Linked DNA regions of Mus musculus: regions 2 and 3 are each linked to region 1. The links are chromatin loops, found by intact Hi-C in ENCODE. Cell type or tissue: left cerebral cortex. All regions are shown on one strand. Links, peaks and the distances in the headings refer to the core of each region. The heading gives the core; the rest is flanking DNA. Region 1 holds the start of Dync1i1 (dynein cytoplasmic 1 intermediate chain 1). Region 2 overlaps Dync1i1 (dynein cytoplasmic 1 intermediate chain 1). Region 3 overlaps Dync1i1 (dynein cytoplasmic 1 intermediate chain 1).

Region 1 (6,438 bases), core at 924-5,923:
TCCTTATTTCTATTCTTCTACATACTTTATGTAAATGGAACTACACAATATTTTCCTTCTGTGACTTGCTTATTTCACATGACATACCGCATTCTACTTTCTTCTATCTTACTGGATTCAACAGAGGGTTTTTGAGGCTGCATAATACACACACACACACACACACACACACACACACACACACACACACATCTTCCATTTCTGGGTAGATGGTTGAATTGCTTCTACTCTTTGACCATGAGACAACAAAATGTTTCAATGAACATCAATGTTCAAATGTCTCTTCAATATCCTACATTGAATTCTTTTTGAGGAATAAAATGAAGTAACTAATATGACTAATTTTTCAACTGAGGGATGAACACTTGCTTAGCATACAGCGCCGGACATTTGTAATGATAGAACTGGACAAAAGCATGGAATCCTGTACTGAACTTCCAAGTGGTCTTTTCTCCCTTTTCTTGTAGATCCAATCTCCATCCTATGGATGCTTCCAGGTGACTCATCTCGGTTTGGGGGCTGTTTTGTTTTGTTTTCCACTCAAATGCCTTTAGTGGGTCACCAGTACACAATTTCAGCCTCTGTTAGGGCCCAGTTATACTCTTCATGAATTTGTCACTCTCAAACACAATGGCCTACTTACTGTTTGCTGTGTGCATTTCGGCTTTTCTCTGCTTTGGAATTTTATGTGTAGCAATGCCACCCTTCTTCATTTCTACTTTTACAATAGCTCTCTATTCAAACATCCACAGTCACAGTTGTTCTTAATTATATTTCCTTTCTCCTCCCTCATATCTTTGAGAATAAAGACTGTAGTTTCCTAGGTTTTGGATCATGTGACATGACTACCGCAATGGTTTGAAAGTAGTAGGCACTGGACACTTTTGTGTTGTAAAGACAGAAATTTGGCTTCCCAGGTGAGCTGAGTACTAAGGTAAATGTAATTTAAATCTCAGCTAGGCTGTTCAGGAGCTCTGGTGCTTTGTAAATGCTCGGAGACTCAAGGTCCTTTTGTAGACTATGGTTTTCAGGGTTATATAGAGGGACATAGTTGAGTAAATGGATATTGGATATGTATTAAAAGAAGATTATTAGATCAACTCAAATGATACAATGTAGGTTGTCAAACAATAGCTATCTTCATACTAGAGAAAACAAGAACCCACTTGTCTTAGTTAGGGTTTTACTGCTGTGAACAGACACCATGACCATGGCAGCTCTTACAAAGGAAAACATTTAATTGGGACTGGCTTATAGGTTCAGAGGTTCAGTCCATTATCATCATGGCAGGAAGTGTAGCAGCATCCAGGAAGGGGTGGTGCAGGAGGAGCTGAGAGTTCTACATCTTGATTCGAATGTAGTTAGGAGAAGAATGGCTTCCAGCCAGCTAAGAGAAGAGTCTTAAAGCCCACCCCTACAGTGACACACTTGCTCTAACAAGGCTGCACCTACTCCAACAAGGCCACACCTCCTAACAGTGCCACTCCCTGCCCAAACATATTCAAACCACCACACCAGTCCTGACCAGTTAAGGGGATGGATATTTCTGCAATCCTAGTCCAGTGCAAAGGCCTAGGGAGTTCCTGCAAAGCCTCTGGTCTTCAGCTCACTCAGGAAGGCTGGTGAAGCTGGCTTCTGATGTCTGCAAAGAATGGCAGCATAGCCACGGGTGAGGTAAGCTGGACAAGATGTTAACTATATAAATGCATTTGCGAGGATAATGGGAAAGTACTAGAAAGAAATAATTGGGAAAATGTTTCCCAAATTTACAGTAGGTCTTCCCTTTCAGAAAACCTAATCACAATAATGCCTAACAGGTGTGCCCAAGGGGATGCCTATTAGTTGATTTCAACTTTAGTCAGGTTGACAACCAAGAGTAAGCGTCACACAGCGCTCATAACATTTTGTCTACTCTATCAGGTAAAAAAATTTTAAAAGAAAATTAATGTAGAGTTGACCTGCATTGAGCATTTCCAGTCCATGGCAACAACATATATTGACTCATGTTATCTTTCTTTCTTAGGATATCTTGAATCTCTTCAACCTAGAAGCATTTAGCCTTAAGTCAACTATTTCTATGATCAAAAAGACCATCCAAGAAAACAAATCTGAAACAATGATAGATAAGACACTGTATTCATGATTGGATCTTATTTTGAAATTACTGTGACATTGGCCAACTGATAAAATCACAAATATTTGGGTATCTATGGGATGCCCCCCACATATATACTCTCTTATCTGCACAGTGATGACCAGGGTGTTCCTGCAAACAATGAAAAGCTCATCTACAAAGTGATGCCAATCCCACGCTGCCATACATCCTAAACTCCCTCCCTCAGCGCTGTGACAGCTAGGATGGTAAGCTTCGGGGAAGTCCAAAAGTGTTTCTCAGGTATTTTGTTTTGTTTCTAAAGCCAAGACATCAGAAAAGCAACGAGAAGCAAGCTACACACACACACACACACACACACACACACTGTAGATAACATATGTACATACATAGGTGTACCTATGTATATCTATTCGTATATGTCTACATGTGTGTATGTATCAATATGTATTTATGTATATATGATTTATATTCACACACATATGTGTGTGTGTGTAGATAGATAGATAGATAGATAGATAGATAGATAGATAGATAGATAGAGATATAATGTATAGGTTTGTATGTTTAACTGTTTGTGTATTTGTTTGTATATGTCTGAGGAAGCCTATGTTCAACCGTACCTGTACAGAATGGATAGATCTAAGCTTGTCTGTTTCTTTTTTAAAGACTTAAAGTTTCTCTGTCTGGGAGTGAAAGTTGCCCATGGAGAAAATCATCAGGAGCTTGGCAGACTCACAGCTCTCCTTGGCAGTAACTAAGGTGTGCGCTGCCTTCAGCCTAGGACTGACTGTCCCCGGGTTCCCTCCTCCTTGCCAGGCTGGCCCGAGGCGGTGCTGCGCTGTGCGGAGGCCCTCCCGCGGGAGGCGCGGGTGTGGAGGGCGTGGGCCGTGGGCGGGGCGAGCCCCGCAGCCCTGGTGTTGGGAGCTGTCAGTGTCAGGCTCAGGAGAGAGGAAGTGATCGCTCCGGGAGGAGCGCTAGCCTAGCCGCGCAGCGTGAGACAGCACATCCTGCTGGCGCGGGCCCGCTGCTCTCCGTCCTCCCGCGCCTCCTCCACGACCTCCAGTGAGCCTCCGCGTACAGCATTCAGGTAACCCATGGGTGGGAGGTCATGTCTATATGCAGCCACCTCTGAGCCCCGAGCCCCCGGCTACATCCGCAGGACACCGGGGAGCAGCAGGGCAGCAGTGACTGCTGCAGCCACCGCTGGGCACACAGCCTGGGCCCCTTTCCCCGTGCTCCTGCATACTGAAGCGCCCCAAGCTGGAGCCCTCCAGAGGCAGCCCTGGCTGCAGCTCCCCAGGAGCGGAGAGGTACAGGCAGAGGAGGACGGGTCAAGGGTGTCATCACCTTGTAGCCCACCTTGTACACTGGGAGAGGCGCATGGCAAGGTTCCTCACCTTGTTTATTTCTCCTCGGGAGCAAAAGGCCAGAAGCTGTGCTGTCCACATCCCCGTGGGCTACCAGCTCATGGCCCCTAGAAAGGGAGACCTACAGAGTGAGGGAAAGGATGCTGTCTGATTACATTTCTGAGCTGTCTGCAAAGCTCTAGGATGCTGTTGCTACCCGCCAAGTCGGAGGGGGCCAATGCACTTCCAACCGAGCTTTAATTAAACACTCATGCAAGATGCCAGTTTCTTTCTCTGCTGGATTAAAAAAAAAAAAGTGTGGCTGGGGATGTGTTTTGGTAAACACCTCCGCGGTTTTCCTTCCCCCACTCCCATCCAGAATTGCTCTGGCCACGTAAAGCTCTGAATCGTCACCAGAGCACTGATCCTGGCAGAGCTGGTAAGGAACTGAGTATGCGGGTGCCTCATGACTTCTACCTCGGTAAACCGGAGACTGAGAACCAGGAGAAAGTATCGCTTAGGAAACCGGAGGCTCAAGGAAAGGAGAAAAAAAAAAAAAAAAAAACCAAAAACCAATAAATATACCGGCTTTCCTGGACTGTAACCACACCTAAGGCAGGAACAAGTAGCCAGCCATTTTCTTGCTGGAGTTGTGTTTGGAATGAGCATTACAGACTTGATGCAGTTTGAAGTTGTGAAGGAATTGCTTCCAGACATTGCAGACTAGCAGGAAGCTTAGCTGACAGTGCAGCATGCCAGTGACAGTCCAAGATAGTCTTGGATAATAGCATGGATATAACTAACCTTCCCCAGAATAGTTTGTGCCATTGTGGAAGTTACGGGGATGGGGGGCATGCGTTGATCAGTGTTAGAGTATTGGCATCTTTGAAATGGGAACATCCAGTGCAAACTGGATCTTGCATCCCCTGCTGCCCCTCACCCCCCACCCTCCACCCCCCACCTCCGGGTCTTCTTGAGAATGTCTGTAATACTTCCTCCGTTGTTGTTGTTGTTTTTAGCAATGCCTAATTTGCTACTAAAGGTTCACTATAGGGAAACGTATTTAATTCTGTTCTAACCATGCTTCTTAGTGGAACAAAACCTGGCAGTCCTAGCACTAAGGCCGTGCTCTCTTCACTAGTACCAGCTCTTCAGGACTTCAGATCCAGGGAGCCAGTGGCTAGGAGATGCTCTTTTAAGAACCATCCATCACAATACTGGAGTGCCGAATGCACCCCTTTCCAGCCTGCCCAGGGTTGGGCACTATTTTCCTCCCAGAACATTTTGTGCGTGTCTGTCTTGTTTCAGGTTTCTGTCATCTGTGCACCTGCCCAGATCTCTGGGATGCTGAAGCCTTTTGCTCACTGGCTTCCTGAGACAGAGAGGGCTGCTTCGTGTCTACTGCCCAGTGCCTGTCTGACCCCTTTTTCTAGTGAATATATGCCACTGGTTGGTTGTCCATTAGATGCTTACTTGCATCTTTATGGAGAATCATTGTTGAGGTTATAGGCAGAGGAGAGAAGAAACTCGATACACAAATTGAATAGGGCAGAGTCACTAAACTAAAGAGTTTGTTGTGCTTCTTCTCTGGCAAGCTTTTTAGATGGTAGAAGTGACTCTCTGTTAGCATGCTGTCTGTTTAAGAGGAGGTACTGTGAAATTTCCCCTCGTACTTGTCTTTCCTAAAAATAATAGTCCTCTCGTCTACGTGTACTGAACTTTTCCCCTTGATTCCAGTGTTGATCAAGGCGTTCATAGGAAATTCACACACTCTGTGCATGTTCAAACAGCTATGTAGGCCAATGGTGCAGAATGAAGGTTGAGCTTTTAGTCACAGGCTGGTCACAACACAGGCGTTATCCTTTATCCTTACAGACTGGTTTTGTGTGTATGTGTGTGACTTAAACAAGCATCAAATGACGGGATCAAAGACATCCATGGAAAGCTAAGTATGATCTTCTCCTTCTGCTTTCTCCCCCTCACATTGTGTTCACTAACTATAGCCAAAGCTGACAGGAGCAGTGGCTACAATGTGCTGAACACTTTTTCCCGAATCCCATTTTAAATATCCTCTCACTAGAATTAAAATAATAATAATAATCTCACAGGAAAACTTATGACACACAGGCATTGCTAATAATCCCTTTAAAGAATTAGGTCATAGTGATGTCAAGTCACTCCCTAAAGTTTACTCAAGTTAACCAGCGGGGGTCTTTGATGTAGAAGGCCAGGCCTCTCCTTGTAACCACACTTCCAGACTATGAAGCAATTCTGATTGTTTTCATTTCAGACACTGGGTTGTAGATTCTGTTGTTGTTGTTGCTGCTGCTGCTGCTGTTGCTGTTGTTGTTATTGTTTTTGTCCTTAAATTGGTTTTACAAGGTAGACACCACTTAATCGTGAAGCAGAGTTAAAGCGATATAAATATATTATAGTTAATAATTGGTAGAAGTAGGAGTCTAACCAGGTCAGGCAGCTTATCCAGAACTCATCCATTTTGGTTACTATTCTGTGATAAGAATAACACAGAGTGGACTGTAACTATTCCAGCAGTAGATGCTCTTAAAGAGAGACACTATTGAAACAATGCATGCCAACTATTTAAAAGCCACCTCCACCCCCCCCCCCCCCAAAAAAAAACTTATATAAGGGGAAGAGAAAGGCCGAAATCCTGGAGTCAATCGGAGGCAAAATTGTCTCCTAGGAAGAGATTTCACAGGGTTCTGACTTTTGGAAAACCATCTTAGAACAGGACCTGCAGCCTGACAATGACACTGTAGGCCCACTGCTCAGTTACAAATAGCTCCTGCCACGAACTCCACACAAACCAGTTAGTACCTTAAAGAGGAACTTGGGAGGCCACTGGATCCCCTTGTTTGTTTTCTTCCCAGGTAGGTGATGCTGAGGAAAGCTACCTCTGTGCTTTCTGCTATTACTTATCTTTTTAATCTCTGTGTCTAGGATGTGTGGCTTAGC
Region 2 (6,438 bases), core at 504-5,503, 64 kb after region 1:
GTACTACTTACCTTGAAAGCACTGGACCCTCAGCCTCGTTGTCATCTCCATGACTGACATTTTCAATCCTCCACTGAGTAAGACATATGTCTCCATGTCAGTGGTGTTGCTTCTGCAGATTCGGGTTGTTCTTTTGTGGAAAATGTATTTCCTTCTCTCTCCATTTCCCTTAGCTCACTGGTTTTGGCACATTAGGCAAAGCAGCACTTCTTGAGATTCCCCTCAGATTTTCCCTGAGAGGAGATGTTCTCTCATCACCTCACCTAGGGATCCTGGGTACTCCAAGACCTCAGTGGTTATACAGGCAGACATCTATTTTCCTTTGTGGTTCCCTGGAGGCTAGAAAACACTAAGTCCCACGTGCACCCTGACACAAGTGAGATGGGAACCAGTGCTTCCCAGGGCAGCTGGAGAAGTTGGGTTGCTTGACATGTGGTGTGAGCCCTTCTGTCTGTAAGATAAATCTAGGCACTGGCATCTAATACCCACTAGCTCTACCAGACGCTAAGAAAAGACTCTGTGGTAGATTACTTTCTGCTTGTTTAAATGGCATTCACTTTTAAGTATCTTCATTATCCTCTGCAGTCTACAGGAGCTGAGTGAAGTCAGCCCCCAACAGCTTTCAGACACAGGCAAGGTAGAGGCCAGTCTCTGTGATAGCAAACAGACGTGGGGGGCTAGATGGGGACCTGACTCTTCTAGAACGATCCTAGAGAACAGACTTGATTGCTGACTTCAGCTGTGGAGTTGGTTCACACAGGAAATATCCACACATTCATTCCATTCCAGGGACTAGCATTTCCTATCTATCAGACCCAAGAAACCAGTGAGCCCTTCACCAGCAGCAGCTGGAAAAGGCATGAAAGGAAGCATGCAGTATGGCTCTTTCTGTGAATGAACTAGGCCTTCCTGCTAAAGCAAGAGAGCTAGAGTCAGTGTGAGGCCCCCAGAGCGGCTCAGAATCCCCATTTTGTTCTCTGTAGACCTCAGTACTAGGAAATGATTGTCTAGCCCTCCAGCTCCCAGAATAGACAGCTTAGAGTTAGATTTCCAAATAGCTGGAAGAGCAATGCTTATTGCAGAATTTATTTACTTCCGGTTAGAAGACCAAGTCTTATTTATATCATTAGAAGAAAGGTCGTTGTGGAAAGCCTGGAGTGGGTCCATACTTCCAGAATACTGACTTGTCTTTCTGTTAGCCTTTGGATACAAGGAAGTTAAAAGCCAGACTCTCGGGCAGCAGCTAAAAAGGTCAGATATTTGATGTCCAATCTTCTCCTTCCCAGGTAAAGGCAGGGATTCATCTTTATGGCCTGTTGCTCTCTGCTGAGCCAGGACAAAGATAGAGGAAGAGATCTGAGTACTTGGTTTAAAGCTGCTTTTCCTCCCTCTGTGGCCACAGTGGCCCAAACCCTTTAGTCCCCTAGGAGAACCTCAGCTGAGGTTTGCTTTCTGATGGCAGAGAAAGGTTTACGTGAGGCTGTGTCACAGTTTCTAACACACTGATTTTGAAGTGGGCTTATTTTCAGTTCTCCAGTGTAGAGACTGTCACTCATTCCTGTATTTTCTCAGAGGGTGGTGGCTAATCTGCTTATCAGAGGTCTCTGTAGGGAGAGGGAGGGAACTGAGCCTCCTGCCTTACCACTGCCTGTGGGTTTCCTTCAGGTCAGGTATGTCTTTGGTTTAGGGTTTTTTGGTTTGCTTTTATTTTATTGCTATCAGAATCTCTGAGTATTACTTTTGTGAGAATTGATTATATTTGTATTCCTGAAATCATTAAGATTTAATATAAACATATTTAGAGGACTGAAGAGAATGTTTAATGGTTAAGAGCACCCAGGTCAGTTTCCAGCACCCACATGGTGGCCCCCAACCATTTGTAACTACAGTCCTATGGGATCTGATGCCCTCTTCTGACATCTATGAGCTCATGAATATAAATAGTGCAGAGCTGTACACTCAGGCACACGCGCACACACATACAGGCACACACTCTAACACACACTAAGTTCTTTTTTCATTTAAATCAATTTATTTCTAATATCTTTGCTCTGTTTAGATTATGAAATTTTTGTTCAATAAATAGTTTTTAAAACACCTGCTTACTTAAAAGCAGCTTTGTTTTTTTAGGTCTTACTTTTGGGTTACTTATTTTTTTGGGAGCTTTTTTTTTTTTTTTTTTTTTTTTTTGATTCAGCATCTTTTCTTCCTTACCCAGCCTCACTTCCCTTCCATAGACTCCATCCATTTCCCCAAAGAGTGAATGAACATCTAGTGACAACTCTGGCCTCAAGCTCTGTCCAAAAGACAACATAGAGCATAGATACTGTAATCTCCCCTTCAAACTGCCCCAGTGAACCCCAGCTTCACCGTTCACTCCTTGGCTCTCTCCACGTGGTTGTTGACCTACATCTTGTGATCCTTCCACTTTGCTCTTGGCTTTGCTGCACTACAGCACAGGTCACTGTGCTCAGAGGAGCTCTTGCAGCCCTTGGCCATGTAGTTCTTACTAACAAGGCATAATGTGTATGGTGTTCTCCTGTACGCATCTAGCCTTGCATGGCATCTTAGCAGTCTGACAGAAGCAGAGAAGATATTTTTGTCCTCAGAGAAAACCCAGAACTGTCAGCAATCATCCAAGAATCAGGTCACTCTTCCCTTGGTCTTGGTGGTCTTCTGATATAGACTGTGGGTGACTGTGAAGTCTAATTGCCTGAGTCCCCCTGGAGTCTTCCTCTTCTGCCTAGCACATATACTGCATGCCACCTGGCCTTGCTTCTATACCATAGCCTGGAAGTGCTATGGGGACCACAGACTGGGACAATTGTGGGGCTTATCTTGGTGTTTCCCCTGTTTCATGCATCTCTGTTATTTCTTGTTGTCTTATACGTTTTTTTTTTTTTTTTTTTTTATTCAGACAGCTGCTGGTCATTATTTCAGCTAGAATGGTATACCTGGGCATACAACTCCATCTTGGACCAAAGCAGAAATGGTTTGCCCTTGGTGCCAGATTTGCCTGTTAGCTATGTGATCCACATATCAACTAGCAACAGAGAGAAATCTAAAAGGTGATCACTGAAAGAAAGAAAAAATCCTTCAAGATAATGAGAGAGAGAGAGAGAGAGAGAGAGAGAGAGAGAGAGAGAAAGAGAGGAGCTTAGTCTGTTTGTTTGTTTTAACCAGGCCAATAGCCAATATTTGCTGATATACTAAAAACTCTTCTTTTTTAGACTACAACTGTAATAGAGTAAGCAGAGTAAAAATGGTGGGAGGAATAAAATGACATAGGGAGCAGATAAAGTTTCCTCCTGAGCACAGCAACAGCCATCACACACACAGGAAAGCAAACGAGTGAACTGACGAGGGCGTGGTTGCCTGGACAGTTTGGAGAGAGAGCACACTGCACACGTTGCCTTTAGAAACGAGCTTAAGAGCAAGTGTCCGCACTAGATGTTCAGTCTCCAGGGAAACCAGCTCCCTTGCTATGGAAACAGAGTGAGTCTGAATAGGGAGGGAAAGGTCTTACACCATAAGCAAAAATTAGCTCCAAATTGTTGAGCTCAATAGCCAGGTCTTATGTGGTGTCAGCCTCCTCTGCAGATCGGACTGTAGATAGTGTGCTCCAGCATGAGGAAGAAAAGGCAGAGTTGGGGAAAGGGTCTCAATAAGAATGTGGTCTCCCCTTCTTAAGGAGGAACTAAAAACTTGTTCCAGGCTTTGATTTAAAAGAAGACGAACTTCAGTTTGACCTATTCAGCACATATTATTGGCCTTTTCTAATTTGTATCAAACTCAGACAGTCACACCTGGCAGGCTGCATATGTGTTAGGCAAGTGCTCTGCCTCAGAGCTCAATCCCCAGTCCTGCCGAATAGTCTTCTGTGTGTTGCTTAGATCTCTCTGCCTTGAAATAGTTTCCAATGTTTCCATGCAACTGTATGTCATAGGGTTTCTATTGCTGTGAAGAGACACCATGGCCCAGCAATGCTTACAAAAGCAAACATTGAACTGGGCCCAGCTTGCAGTTTCTGAAGTTTAATCCATCATCATGTTGAGAAGTATGGCAATGTGCAGGCAGACGTGGTGCTGGAGAAGGAGCTGAGAGTTCTACATCTGGATCAGCCCACAGTGGGATGTGAACTGTATTGAGCTTCTGAGATCTCAAAGCCTACCTTCTAGTAACACACTTCCTCCACATTTACATTACAAGACCACACCTACTCCAACAAGGCCACACCTCCTAATAGTGCCACTCCTTTGTACAAAATATTCAAACGCATTGTGGGGGACTTTTCTATTGAAATCATCACACCATACCCGGTATTTTCTTATGTATCATGTAGGTTGAGCTCCCAAGCAAACTGAAAACATCTGTGACTTCAATAACATTTAATTACAATTGTACTTTCTACAAAAAATGGAATACAAGCATCTTAAAACACACATACATGCATATCAAAATAACTAGTAAAATGCACTCAAGAATCTAAACTGTATGGATGGATATTGACTCATCAAAAGGGTTCATGATATGGCTTTAAAGGCGCTGATCAAAACTTTGCTGCAAGAGAGGGAGGAAGTACTCTCCTTGCCTCTTATAATGATCGTTATTTGCCCCCAAACATTTCTCAAGAAGCTCACGTTTGTTAGCCTTCATTTTATGACTCAAGAATCTTCAGGAAGCTATTTTAATTTTTTGTTCTGCAGTAACAGTTCATCTTCAAAAGGGCAGTGTTCCTATTGCCTTCAGGTTCAGGAAAATGGAATCCATTTGGGGGAGAAAGTGCACTCTCACTGAGAAATTCAGTGCCTTACTTGGAAGGCTCTAATGACACAGCTTCATATTACAGATGGTATGAAATTTACTCAAAGTCATCAAGAAAATAAAAGGTCATTCCTGAATATACTTTATATCATATCTATATATGGAAAGAACACAAGTCACTATCATTACTGTCCCCGCATTTCCCACTTCTCATGCTCGAGGGCAGAGCCTCCACCAGCGTGGCTGTGATGGTTTAACTCACGTCTAACTCCGAAGTCTTCCAAGTTTGCTTGAGTTGCAAAATCTGAAGCAAATCTTTGGGCTACGGCCATTCATTAAGCCAGTGTTGACATTTGCTTCTTTTCAGGAAAAAATGGGTCAGAAGCCAAACTAATATCTCTGCACAGCTAGAAGCAGATACGGTGGAAATGCAACAAATACTTCGCAAAATGATTTATAATGCAAATAGGAAGGATGGAAATCCATCCTTGTATATGATGTGATAAGGCCAACTCTCATGCTGTTTCTCTTGGAGGAACATGGCACTCCCCTGAGCACAGATGATCCTTATGTGTGTGGCAAGACGACCACAGAGCCAGTTACTCTCTGGGTATGGTGCCCTGTCTTCTGTTCTCATCTCTCCCAGAGGAATAGCCTATCGCCAGCTCTGGAAATCTACACATAAGATGTTACAGCTTGCTACCCACTGTTACCAGAGCACAGTATTTAAGAAAAAAAATGAATTATTTGTCATTTAAAAATAATAATTAAATTTTTAGAATTTCATATAATATATTTTGATTGCATTCACCTCCAACTCCTCCCAGATCCACCCGACCTCTCTACCCACTCAACTCTGTGTCTTCTTTGATGTTGTTATTTTTTAGATGACCCATATTTTTATTCTTTTAGATTATAGATTATGAATATCAGAAGCACAGAAGGAAGTTATTTTAGTAAAAAAAAATACTGATTAATTTTAAAGTAAACTCTTACAGCAGAAGCAGCAGAACTTGTAGTGTTTGCTGTTTAAACATTACGTGACATCCATAAGATGCTAAGGACTTTCTCGGCATAGCTGATGCACCTTCATGATATTAATATAAGACAGAGGTTACAATTGGGGTTAATTTCCTCCTAGACAAACATTCTCGATGGCATGCCAGCAAATATACATGTTTCATTGCACTATTTTCATTGTTTTTCTTTTAAACCTTTTATGGTCCATGATCTGTTTTTCTATGGTTGTGGCATCTTCTTGTGTGACCTTGTGTTGATGACTGTCAAGGGCTACATTTTCACCTTTGTCTTCTCTTAGCTCAAGTCTTACACCTAGAAAACTCTTCTTCAACTCCTCTGTCTTTGCAGTTATACCATTCATTTCTCTTCCTACAAACCATGATGCCTTGAAATGTCACTAGCCCATTCCTTCCCATCTTCACCTTCCACGCAACATTAGCTATTAATGTAGCCTCTGTTGGTTTTTAGAGTCCCATTCTCATCACTTTTGACCAAGTCTCCAACCTTGCCTTGTTGCCCTGTTTCATTTTCTATTCCATTCTTGAACCTTCAACTTTGCTTGGGGATCTTTTCTTTTCTCCTCTTTCTCCACACTCGGCTTCTAAGATGAGGTCATTTCCTACACCTGACATCTGGCTCCTGATTTTGTATTTC
Region 3 (6,438 bases), core at 641-5,640, 76 kb after region 1:
GTGTGTGTGTGTGTGTGTTCCTTAAATTAGCTTTAGGGAGGGTATAAGACCAGCCAAGGACCCTCTGCTGCTAACTCTGTATCCTAAAAATAAAGTTCAAGAAAACATTCTAAGATATATATGTCTGAAAGTTGTATGCATGCATGTATATAACATATATGTGGTTTATGAATAGCATATTCATGGTGCCTGTGCATTGCCAATAAGAATGCCAGCAGAGATACCATCATATTTGTTCCCAGATGGGGAGGCTGAACCATAGAGGGCAGAGTGGCTGTGCAAGATGCACACACAGAGAGAGCAAGGCCAGGGCCGCTCTGCGTGTTCCCATAGACAGAGGTGCCTCTATGGGTGGCTGTTTTCTGAATAACTCAGGAGGACCAGGGTTTTGGAGTGACTCACAGTTGCCATTAAGAAGCTTAGGTAGAAATTTGCCTTAGAGGAGGCATTGTACCAGGATTCAAGTCAATAATAGCATATGGGGTTGTGGGGTCAATAGTGTTTTAACCCGGGTTCCACCAGTTGTAAATTGTATGCATTTGAGCCCTGGAGCTGAATCTTTTCCTAGATAAAGTAGAGAAGATGGCATTCCACTCTTCACCGAGATGTCATGAGACAGATGCCATAGTGGGTGTACAGACATCTGGAAGCATCTGCAGCATTACATAAATATTCAGATATGATTACTTACATGGGTGATCATAGCTTGGGGCTATTGTAATGAGGTTTTACTAGTCTGCGCCCAGTGATTCTTACATTCATTTGTGCTATCTTAGTGCACCTTACACACACACTCATTCATTCATTGATTATTCTCCTGGATCAATGAAATCTGTTGCATTCTGCCCAGAATAGGACTCTCACTGTTGCTGACTTCATAAACAGTGTGTTATGGCATGTATGGCATGGTGGAATTCTCTTTTACTTAAACTTAAAAACTCTCCCACACTAAGAAATTAGAATTTTATTGCAAATGAAAGTTCCTCTATGCATCCTACCCGAGCATCACCAGAGATGCCCAGAGACAAGTCTCACCTGAGTCCGAACAAGACTTTACAGATGGGAAAACGGAAGGGCCATTGACAGAGGCTTACATGACATCACACATCCAATCAGGGCCATGGTTCCACACCAGGGCCCTGAGCCTGACACTGCCCTGAGAAGCTGAGGACATCTTGGTTTGTTTCTTTTTGTGTTTTCTGAACTGACAGGTCTTTTGAAATAAACCTATTGCCTTCCTAAGCATTTGCCCTCTGCTACTTACAGGAGACGACTGCACAAGCTGGGCGTGTCAAAGGTGACCCAGGTGGATTTCCTGCCTAGGGAAGTAGTATCCTACTCCAAGGAGACACAGACTCCTCTTGCAACACATCAGTCTGAAGGTAAACAATGACTTTGCTTTCTTTACGTGCTCTGTCTGCAGAAACTGCCAGGGAATAGCGGTGACCTCAAGTTCCTGAGGTCTTCATAGGATATAACCTGAGGGACATCCTGAAAGGCAAAGATGCCACTGGCTCTCAGTTAGAAGGCTCTGCTGAGGGAATTCCTTCGAATTCCTCCAAAGGTCCATGGACTTTCAAGTGTCTAACCGTCCTGTCAAGTTTCTGTGCTTATCTCTGGACAGTGGAAACTATAAAAGTAGTGAATAGACACTTTCATGGTACACACAGACAGACACACATACATATAAATAAAAATAAAGAAATTAAAAATAACTTCATCATTTGTAGGAGCACCAAACTACAGCCCACCACCTCTTCCTAAAAACAGAATATTATTGGGCACAGATGTTCCAGATAATACACCTATGGCTAATATTCATGCTATAATGGCCTGGTTGAATAGACATGGACGAGACCTTAGCTGGCCCACAAAGCCTAAATTTTGGACCCAATCCTTTATAGGAAACCTTTCCTGCACCCTGATTTTCTGAGCAGTTCACATAAGAGCACACAGGTTAGCAATATTCTCCATATGCCAATGAGTGAGGATGCAATTGCATACCTCTTCTATACATACCAGAAAATATCAAGTGGAAAATCTGTACATAAATCTCAGAGAATCATTAAAAGTCAATGTGATGGTTAATCACATTTACCTTGCTGGAATTAGAAGTGTGATGGACATGAGCCTTTGGGTGTGTCTGAGGGGGTTGTAGATTTATTTACCTGAGGTTGGAAGACCTGCTATATATTCTAGACTTACCATTACTTGGACTGAGGTCTTGGGCTGAGTTAAAAGGTGAAAGCCACCTGAAAGCCATCTTAGAAAGCTACCCGGCACTCACACACTTGCCTGCTTGTGCCAGCTGCCTCAAGACCCCGCTCCCACTGCCCCTCTGCCATGACGGACTGTGTTGTCCAACTGCAAATCCAGATACACTCTTCCTTCAACAGTCTCATCAGGCATTTTTTTATCATAGTAACTGAACAAGGAACTAACATAGACAACAATAAGAAAACTTAAAGCCGGTAAGTCTTAATGGTTCTTGGATGTAAACTATGCTGAGGGACAGAGACGTATCTCAGTGGCAGACTGCCTATCTAGCATGCATGGAACCCTGGGGCAGTTCTCAATACTGTGATAAACAAACATACAAAGAAGGAGGAGTGTCACACTGAAATAAGATTTTATAAAAATCAGAGAGATCAGAGCACAATTGGGTAGGTGTGGTTCCATTGTTAGAAAGTGAGATCACTCATAGAGCAAAGCACATGGCCTTTTTACTTCATGTGTCACTGGGGTTGGGAATTGGATGTTAAGATACTGTATAGTAAATACTGAGCAAAATCCTAGATAATGAAATCATTAGCATTTCATACTCCGTCTGTAACAGTCATAAACCAGGACAGCTCGGTTTATGCCAACGACAGAGATTTTCCATTTGCATTGTCCAACACATAATCTTAAAAGTGAAGTGAAATCTTGTTCCTTGAAGTTCAGGCTTCCTGCATATCTTCTGGAGAGCTTCACTTAGTAATGGAAGTTTGTAGAGCCTATGAGGCCCTGTGAGGAAATAGCAAATTTTAGATGCAAACAAGTAGCACCCTCTAGTGGTGAAACTTTAAACAAACTAACCACCAAATGAAGACCTGTGTATTAACTTGACAGGAAAGGCCCTGCTAGAAAACACTTCAGGAGCCCTGTCCTTGGGCCTCCAGACAAAAGCGAATCGGGGGTGGGGGGTGGGGGGTGGGAGTGTGGAAGGGGGGGATCATTAAGAGGCAACCTCACTACCCAGCCAAAACATTTGTTTGAGTTAATTTGCTGCCAGAGGCATTTGCAGAACTGTAGCCAGAGGTGTGTTTGTTTAGCCTCAACTCTGACCCGAAACATAAAGTGATGCATGTGAAATAGGAGGAGTGAATTATTTTTAAGAATGTGTATGCTTAAGACGTTGGAAACGGTACAGAAATGTTTACAGGGAGAGATAAATTAAGGATGAAAAGGCATCAACTGTAGACTTCTAACGTGGAATACATCAAAAGGGAGACCCGGAGAGTTCATTTTATTATTGCAGGGAGAGGTTGGGAGCCCTCATTATGCTGGGTCCAAGCAGCAGGAAAGGAGGAATTTATTTCTTAGCAATTGGCAGAACTTCTTTCTGTTTTCTTAACAAGATCCATAGAGCTTTCTTGTGGTGATGGTTCACATTCCACAATACAGAGCTGAACCCAAAGCCAGCTCCCAGAGCCTCCGGGAGCTCGTGGGCGTACAGTAACACTCAGCAAGTGTAGATGAGAAAACCTTCTTTATTGTCAACTCACCCCAGATCTTGAACCCTTGACCTTTGGCTGCCTGGCTGTTGAGGGTGCCCAGGGCTTGTGTACCTTTCACCTACGAGGTGAGTGACAACAAAGGCGAGCACAAGCGTCAGCAGTGGGACAGTCCGCTGTGAGGTCCTTCCAAATGGGAGACTTGGGTTGGTGCCCAATTTAGTGTTGGTGCCAGAACAATGTTGTGATGACAAGGACAGCCTTGCAGGGTGACTACTGAATTTGACAGCACAGTAAGGCTCTTGGATGGTTAATGTTTGCCAACTGTTGTGCATCTAAATCCCATATGAGTTCTTTGTTAGCCATAATTTATAAAGGCTGGGTTTTTTTTTTACATTGTTTGAAGACTGAAAATTAATGTAGCTCAAAGTAGCACCTTCAGAGCACTGATATGCTCTGCCTTGACTGGAATGCTAGTGCGTTCACCCCGCTGCACAAAACATATTGTACTTAAACAAGCACAGGGGAAGGAGTCGGGATTTGCCAGAGCCTAAGCCTCCTTCTTTCTCTACTATAATGAGCATTTTCCTCGTAGTGCATTAGCTAGTCACATAATGATCCGCTGTGAGAAATACCCCAAGATGATTTCAACTAGGAAGATTTAGGAACCGAGTCTCCATCAATACAATGCTTTCAAGTAGCTTAAGCCATCCTAGTCTGGATAGGTAATGACCTAACCAGTCACAGGGAAAGATTGAGAGTGGAGAACTCTGATCAGGAGCAGGCTATGTCTACCCTGAAATGCTTTAAACATATGCTTTTTATTTTCAAGTAAGGAAAGAATATGAATATATATATATATATATATATACATATATATACATATATATATATATATATATGTATGTATGTATTATATGATTTCTCTGCCAAATTGCCTCTGCTTTGCATATTATTATTTCCCTGGCTGTCCATGAGGTCCTGAGGTCAGAAACCAATGCTGAGTGTATTTGTTAGGATGAGTTAAAGGCTGGTGAGCAACAGGCACCGTGCATGGCTGACTGACTCTTCCCCACTGCTGTTGTTTTGCACGGCCACTGGGCAGTGATAATATTTTAATGTGCTGGGCGGAAGTCAGCTGAACTGGACAAAGGAAGATGCTTCTGCATCCTGTTGCTAGTTCTGAAGGTTCTCTGTACTTCCTCTTCATGGGATCTGATAAGTGGGCCCTTGGGTTTTGTCTTGTCCACGTGATGCCTTCACTCCTTCCTATCTCTGACTTCTTACTTCCAAGGAAAGCGAAGACTTCTGGACTTTTTCAAGCACTCCTGAAGGCTTGTGCTTCTAAGCATGTGTTTATGCTGTTTGCCCATTTTTGAGATGCCACCACCTCCACGGGCCTTCTGTCAGGAGTGTGCCCCTGGGTCAGCTTCTAACCATTGTTAATGCCTGGTTACTCTTTATTATTGGGTATTGATTCTTCACATGCCTCTCCTAGGCTGTAATGTCCCTGTGAGCAGGGTGTGTGTGATGTCCCTGTGATCAGGGTGTGTGGCCTTTCCCCACTTTGTGCCTCACACTATGCCTGGTTAAAAGACACACCCACCAGATGTGCTGAGGAGCTAGAAGCATCCTATGTATTGGAGCCTGATGCAACAGGAACTAGTAATCCTTGCATTTTCTGGAGGGAGGGAGGCCATCCTAGTGAAATGGCACTGGTTTTTAGAGGCTTTGATGGACACACTATAGAGGTAAGATTCTTCTTTTCAGGGGACTTTAATGTTTCAGCCAGGCTCCTGTTTATGTTCTCAGATGAGCATAGGGATTAGCTGCCCATGAGTGTGCTGTCAAAACTGAAGAACAGAATTACAAGGGCAGCCTGGGTTGGCCCAGAGCAAAGCATAACAACCTGAAGGCTTCACTGTGCAGAGATGTCTGTAGAGGACCTTGGAAATGGGTATGCAGGGAGGTAGCTAGGGAAGACAGTAGGTTCACCTTTGTACACTCCCCAAAATATGCTCTTGCTAGGAAAAGATTTCGACCTTAACTTTCCATGATCTCCAAGGTATAGTCACCACAGAAGCTACAAACAAATAGTGGTTGTCTGGAAAGTCAAATAGTCTGGTCTAAAGTTGTCCAATGAAATCATAAGGTGCCACTGATAATTTTAATAATATATTTTGGTTAACTCCATCATTTCAAGATACTCAAATTTCAAAATGTAATCAATGTGAAATTATCAATGAAACACCATTCTTCTTCTTTTGTACATAAACTCAGCCTTCAAATGGTGCTTTCTATTCTATCCTGGCAGCATACCCAACTTCAACAACAACAACTACTACTTCTTCTTCTTCTTCTTCTTCTTCTTCTTCTTCTTCTTCTTCTTCTTCTTCTTCTTCTTCTTCTTCTTCTTCTCTCTCTCTCTCTCTCTCCCCTCCCTCCCTCTCTGCCCTCTCTCTTACACATTAAGAAATACTTATTGCTCGATTTCATTAACTTTATGATCAAAAAAGGAGACCCATGTGCCACTGTTTTCCAGACATGTTCAGACTTTTTCCAATAACAGAATCTAATGCCCATTTTAAAAGTTAAACCCAAATTAGTTTTAGTGAGCTAAAAGTACAAGTGCCTCGGTTGCACAGCTAATACTCCAAGGCTGAGTTGTGGCACAGGGTCAGTGCTCTTATATTGGACAGCCCTGGTCTTCTAGGATCCATCC

What was found. Peaks named below come from ENCODE experiments on the same cell type or tissue, not always from the same donor. Only the 100,000 strongest peaks of a DNase experiment are listed, where the experiment ranks them.
Region 2: it touches region 1 in a loop (2.0-fold over the local background); 6 of 42 quality-filtered maps call a loop at or near these places.
Region 3: a loop joins it to region 1, with 2.2 times the contacts of the local background. A loop is called at or near these places in 7 of 42 quality-filtered maps.

The regions. Positions count from the first base shown.
Region 1 is chr6:5,722,734-5,729,171 of GRCm38, forward strand. Dync1i1 (dynein cytoplasmic 1 intermediate chain 1) reads left to right here and starts at 2,906. Exons shown (of 17, transcript NM_010063.4): 1 at 2,906-3,203. In left cerebral cortex, for the core only: a CTCF peak has its summit at 3,157; DNase peaks (open chromatin) are centred at 3,006, 3,747, 4,191 and 4,681; H3K4me3 peaks cover 2,535 bases; H3K27ac peaks cover 1,562 bases.
Region 2 is chr6:5,787,352-5,793,789 of GRCm38, forward strand. The region is part of intron 5 of Dync1i1 (dynein cytoplasmic 1 intermediate chain 1); the gene reads left to right. Among named protein-coding and RNA genes, the nearest start is that of Gm34527, 29 kb to the right of the region's middle. In left cerebral cortex, for the core only: no CTCF peak of the experiment used is centred there; a DNase peak (open chromatin) is centred at 3,510.
Region 3 is chr6:5,799,509-5,805,946 of GRCm38, forward strand. It overlaps Dync1i1 (dynein cytoplasmic 1 intermediate chain 1), which reads left to right. Exons shown (of 17, transcript NM_010063.4): 6 at 1,267-1,382. Among named protein-coding and RNA genes, the nearest start is that of Gm34527, 17 kb to the right of the region's middle. In left cerebral cortex, for the core only: a CTCF peak has its summit at 3,037 (motif pointing left); DNase peaks (open chromatin) are centred at 3,048, 3,734 and 3,872.